Regions from separate parts of the Homo sapiens genome. Here region 1 is linked to region 2. The links are chromatin loops, found by intact Hi-C in ENCODE. Cell type or tissue: MCF 10A. All regions are shown on one strand. Links, peaks and the distances in the headings refer to the core of each region. The heading gives the core; the rest is flanking DNA.

What was found. A loop is a pair of places that touch in the nucleus more often than their neighbours do. Peaks named below come from ENCODE experiments on the same cell type or tissue, not always from the same donor. Only the 100,000 strongest peaks of a DNase experiment are listed, where the experiment ranks them.
Region 1: a loop joins it to region 2, with 2.1 times the contacts of the local background. A loop is called at or near these places in 6 of 110 quality-filtered maps.

What each region holds. Positions count from the first base shown.
Region 1 is chr7:88,253,468-88,256,385 of GRCh38, forward strand. No RefSeq gene overlaps it. Among named protein-coding and RNA genes, the nearest start is that of SRI, 35 kb to the left of the region's middle. In MCF 10A, for the core only: no CTCF peak of the experiment used is centred there; a DNase peak (open chromatin) is centred at 1,434.
Region 2 is chr7:88,313,449-88,316,366 of GRCh38, forward strand. The region is part of intron 1 of LOC124901692 (a long non-coding RNA gene); the gene reads left to right. Among named protein-coding and RNA genes, the nearest start is that of STEAP4, 8.0 kb to the left of the region's middle. In MCF 10A, for the core only: no CTCF peak of the experiment used is centred there; no DNase peak of the experiment used is centred there.

The DNA.
Region 1 (2,918 bases), core at 224-2,723, 60 kb before region 2:
ATTTGAAAATTATATAGTACCAGCACACTAATGTAATATTCTGAACTTATTATGAATTTACCTCTTCCAATGAAGTTTACACTTTTTTCATATGTTTTCATGTTATTAGTTATTATCTTTTCACTTCTGCTTGAAGCACTCCTTTAAGCATTTTTTGTAAGGTCAGTCTTGTGGTGACAAATTCCCTCAGCTTTTGCTTGTCTGAGAAAGTATTTATTTCTTCTTCATTTCAAAAGGATGGTTTGCTGGGTCTAGTATTCCTGGTGAAACTATTTTTTCTTTTATGACTTTGAATATAACATTACATATGTTACACTCTCTCCTAGCCTGCAGTTTCTGCTAAGAAATCTGCTGATAGTCTAATGGGGCTTCCCTTATATGTTGACATTTTTCTCTTGCTGCTTTTAGAAACCTCTCTGTGTCTTTGACTTTTGACAATTAGATTATAATGTGCCTCAGAGAAGACCCCTTTGGGTTGAATCTATATGAGATTCTCTGAGTTTAATGGAACTGGATGTCCACAACTCTCCCAATACTTGAGAGGTTTTCAGCTATTATTTTGTTTAAAATTTTTTTCTGTGACTTTATCTCTTCCCTGTCTTTAACTCTCTTATTGTAAATATTTGTTCATTTAATTGTGTCCCATAAATCCTCTAGGCCTTATTGGTTCTTTTCCATTCTTCTTTCCCCATTTTTCCTCTGTTATTTCAAAAGAGATGTCTTCAAGTTCAGAAATGTTCTTCTGTTTGATCTAGTCTGAGGTTGAAGCTCCCTGTTATATTTTTATCTCATTCATTGAGTTCTTCAGTTCTAAGATTTCTGTTTGGTTCTTTTTTTATATTTGTCTCCTTGTTGAATTTCTCATTCAGGCCATGAATTATTTTTCTGATTTCATTGAATTGTCTACCTGTATTCCCTTGCATCTCACTAAGTTTCCTTAGAATTGTTATTTGAATTCCTTTTTAGGCAACTATATGTTTCCATTTCTTTAGGGTCAGTTACTAGAGCATCATTGTGCTCCTTTGGTGATGTTAAGTTTCCTTGCTTTTTCATGTTTCTTGTGCTCCTGTGTTGATATATGCGCATCTGGTAAAATAGTTGCCTCTTCCAATTTTATGGAGTGGCATTTGTATTTTATAGACAGACTTTCACCTACAGATGTGTCTGAGGGTATCAGTTGGGTAGCATGTGTATTGGCTTTGGTTCTGGGTGGGCACAGTAGGGGTCTCCATGCAGTTTCTTCAGCTGTAGTCAACTTTGGTAATGCCTGAGTGCTTTGGTGGCATAGGCTGCAGGAGTTTGTGTGGCTAGGCTGCCAGATAGGGGTGGGAGCTCCTCTGGGAGCAACATGCCTGCCTGGTGAGTAAAGGGCTTGGTCCATCAACTCAGGGTGGAGTCTTTCTGGGAGAACAGTACTTGGCTGGTGAGTGGACTGGTGGCATGTGAGGGGCAGTCTGCTGGTTTGGGGTGGAGCTTCCTTAGGAGCAGCATGCCTGCCTGATGAGTGTGCTGGCAGTATGTGTGGATAGGTTTGCTGACTTATAGTGGCTCTCCCTTAGAAGTGGAGTACCTGGGTGGTGATTGTGGGCCTGACTCGCAGCTTGAGGCAGGGCTCCTTTGGAATCAACGTGCCTAGCTTTTGAGCTTGCCAGTGACACACAGAGGCCATCTTATCAGCTCTGGACAGGGTTTCTATGGAAGTGGCATGCCCAGCTGGTGATCATGCCAGGGTACATGGGGACCACAATTTGCTGACTCAGAGGAGGGCCTCCCTGTAAGCAGTGCACTTTTCTGGTGAGCACTCTACTGGTGCATGGGGGCTGATTTGTCAGCTCAGGGTGGGCCTCCCTCAAGGCAGCATGCTTGGCTGGTGAATGTGCAGTTGGTCTGTGGGGGCCTGGTTCACTGGCTTGTGGCAGGACACCCCTGGAATTGGTGTATCTGGCTGGTGAGTGCATTGGGATATGCAAGGACCAGTCCACTGGCTCGAGGCAGGGCTCTCTTGGAAGTAGTGTGCCTGGCTGGTGATTGTGTTGACTGTGCATATGGCTGACCCAGACTAGGTTTCTCTGCTGGGCAGAATTATCTATTACTTTGGAGGCAGTAAGCTGCATGGGCTCTGGGGCCAGGTTGCTGGACCTAGGTTCCAACAGGCTGGGGTCAGGGTGCTACAGTCACTAAGATGTGAAAAGCAGAGATTGTCTCCTAGGCAACTTGTTCCCAGGGTGTGGGGATCTGTAGCAATTTGGTGATGGAATGGTGCACTTCTTTGTGTGAAGGTGGTATAATGGCATTTTAGCCTCAGAGATGAAAAGATGCAGTTCCTGGAGCAAGGTGCACTCTACCTGTTGTTCCGGTTTCAAGATGGGTCCTATATAGCTGCAGATTGGGTTGTGTGGGTCAGAGGGCACACAATGTGGGCTTCTTTTCTGGGGGCAGTGCAGCTATATGGATACCAAGCCCCTCCCCAAACTGGGCTCAAGGACTGTGAGGACTGAAGATTTCTCTGGAAGCAAAGACTGCAGGTGTTCATCACATTAATGGGGGGTGCTACAGGCCTCCTACATACCTTTGTCCATCAAGTGCCTTCTTGTTCCTAGATAATTCCAGCTGAGAAGATCACGTGGTGGAGGCAGGGTGTTTCTGTCTCTTCTGTATGTGGCCCTCCCTAAAGGTCTCCTTGCTCCACAGGTTTTCTCTCTTCCCTGCTGTACTGCAGTGTTCTCCCTCAAACACCCCAGTCCAATGTAATTTTCATTCATTGCTTTGATCCTGTCTTGTATGGTGTACTAGCATTATGCTCCTCTAGTCAGCTATCCTGCTCTGCCTACTGGTGCTTTCTTTTTTTGATTTTTGGATTGAAAACAAAGTTAATTATTTCAGTAATTAAACACCTAGAATATATCTTCTTTTCCTTT
Region 2 (2,918 bases), core at 310-2,809:
CTCAAAAACAACAACAGCAACAAAAATATAAGTGGAAGCCTACTAGTCACATTCTTCTACACCTTCCTTCTTTTCACTTAACACTGTAACTTAGAGATCATTTCCAATAGAGTGGTCAAGGCAGTCCTATATCAAACTGCACGCACCCATGCCCACCTCCTTCACTTGCTCCCCTTTACTCTGCTGTCTGTTATTTCCACGGCACTCATTACTTTCCGACATACTGTCCTTTATTTATTTATTACATTTAGTGTTTTTCTTTCCTCTGGAACTCATGAGCCATGAGCACAAAGATATTTTGGGGTAATTTTCGCCCTACTGTATATGTACCACGTACAATGGTGACCGGCACATAGGGTCTCAATAAATATGTTGAATGAGTGAATGAATGGTTTGAAGGGAAAATGATGGACTGGTAGAAATCTATAAAATAAGTATGCAGATATATAAGATCTTTGAAACCATTCATGTCAAAAATGTATTGGTGAGGTTAAACCAGTGCTTCCCTAGCTAAAGCAGAATGCTCAAGTAACTGCCTCTACTGATTGCCAGTTTGTGCTTAAATTTGCTCAGAAAAGGCCAGATGCCTCCAGCTACTTTATCTCTTGCTATTCCCAGGGTTCTGCTTTTTTTTCAGACTCCTTTTTAATCTATAACGTTTTCATTTAATTACTTCTTTCCCAACTCCATATCTCCTGTGTCTGTAATAGCATTCTGTAGAGTTCCTAAGCCCTTTTTTTTTGGAAAGGATCTCTGTAGTAAGATATTGCTTACTAGGTCCCAGGAGTCAGCTTTTATAAACAGTCTGTGGAAGAATGTGCAGCATTCATTATATAGAAGGAAGTGGAGACTTCCCTCTTCACATAACAGAACTGTACAGCAGCTGCCGAAAGAGTTTTGATGCCTCAGACCTGTCATCTTATTTTGCGTGTGTAATAATTACAGGAACGAGGATGTGGACATGTACTATCAATTAGTGTTAAGTAAAAAAAAAAATTTAACAGTAAAAAAAGGAAGTGAAGAAAAACAAAATAAATGGCTATTCTACCAGTCCTCTTTAGATAACTGCTTTGGTTGGGCTGTTGGCTATTTGGGAATAGTCTTAATTTGTGCTTTCTCGCATTTTGTATAGCAGTGATTATATCATAGATTTTACACATGAGAAAGGCCACACAGGAAAGAATCTTTAGAAGCAGGGGGAGGTAGGTTATAAATTTTTATTCAAATGTGAATTAATTAAAACCCCAAATCAGAACTATTTTAACATTGAAATTAAATCCTGGGCCACTCATAACTTTATGACTATTCCACAAGAAGATTGTTCATAAGCAAGAGAAGTATCTTAATTGAACACTAGAAATTTAAATACAGAAATTTGTCAAATCTTGTCAAAATCCATTGGCTAGAAATAAAGGATTATTATTGTCAGTGGTTGACTTCTGTCAGCCCTGGTACCCCCTTTTCCTCCTCAAAGAGTAAAGCTTCACTTGTCTAGAGGGAAGGAAGCCAAGGAAAGGACACGAGAAATCCAAACAGATTCAGTCAAGTTCATGGACTTCAATCTAGGTATGCCCTCAAGTATCTAACTAAGAAATGCGTTAGTGAATTCTAGGAAATCTAGTTTTCAGCCTCCTGTGCCTGAAAGGAACAGAGGAAAAAGACAGGTAAACTCTAAAAAGCAGACTCAAGGACTCCAAATACAATTGTCTAGGATAACTTACTGTATGAGCAAAACAATCAGGAAATACTGAGGAAATTACCATATATGTCATACCAGAATTAATTTTTATATTGATCACCCTTTATGACCAGAAAAAAACAAAATTGTTTAGTCTACATGAATAATATAAGAAATGGTGTAAAAATAATCTTAATAGCATTTCGATCTCAAATGATTGTAAAGTAATAAAAAATCTTATGTCAGTTTTTGATACTGATCTTTTCTATCCACCTTCCTTCTCACTTAGATGCTACTCATATGGTCACAGCATCCACCTTTTCCTTACTAACAGTCACCACATTTTCATTTCAAACGTCTCATTTTCTGATCATTCTCTCTTATCCATCCAGCTCACTTACGCTGCTTATCCCACTCTTGCAAGTTACCAACCTTATAAAGTCTTCTAATCCCCTGCCTTTGTTATTTATTTTTATATTCATCATATTCATCACATTCTCTATCTTTCACTTCCTTCTTACCAGCTGTGATTTCACATACTGTTATGACGATTTTCTTACAGATGTTTCTTGATTACCTTGGCCATCTCTTTGCCACTTCCTTGCCTGGCAAAATTTCAACACTAGTTATATTGAAGTGACTGCCTACTTTGCATCTTCACCCAAGCAGCTAAATGTTACTGGAGAAAATAAAATAATTGTTGCTAGGTTTAGTTATTTCAAAACCATGACCACAAATGTCAGGGCATATTACACTTAGTGGCATCCTACTATACCTGTGGAGCCATATTCCATTTCTAACTCTCTAGAATGATTTCTTAAACCTCTTCTAGTTCCTTTACTCACTCACTCACTCACTCACTCACTCACTCACTCACTCACTCACTCACAGGTTATGATCCCACCATAATCTAATTTTCCCACCTCTAGTTCTACCAGCTCACTATATTCATGCCCACATACTCTTCCAACTCTCATTGCTGTAAGGCTATTCCCTCCTGATGTGCTTTGGATTCCCACCCCATACCATCATAAAGAATTCACTCCTCCAGGCCAGATGCAGTGGCTCATGCTTGTGATCCTAGCACTTTGGGACACGGAGGTGGGTGGGTCACTTGAGGTTAGGATTTCTAGACCAGCCTGGCCAACATGGTGAAACCTTGTCTCCACTAAAAATACAAAAATTAGCCGGGCGTGGTGGCGTACACCTGTGATCCCAGCTACTTGGGAGGCTGAGGCAG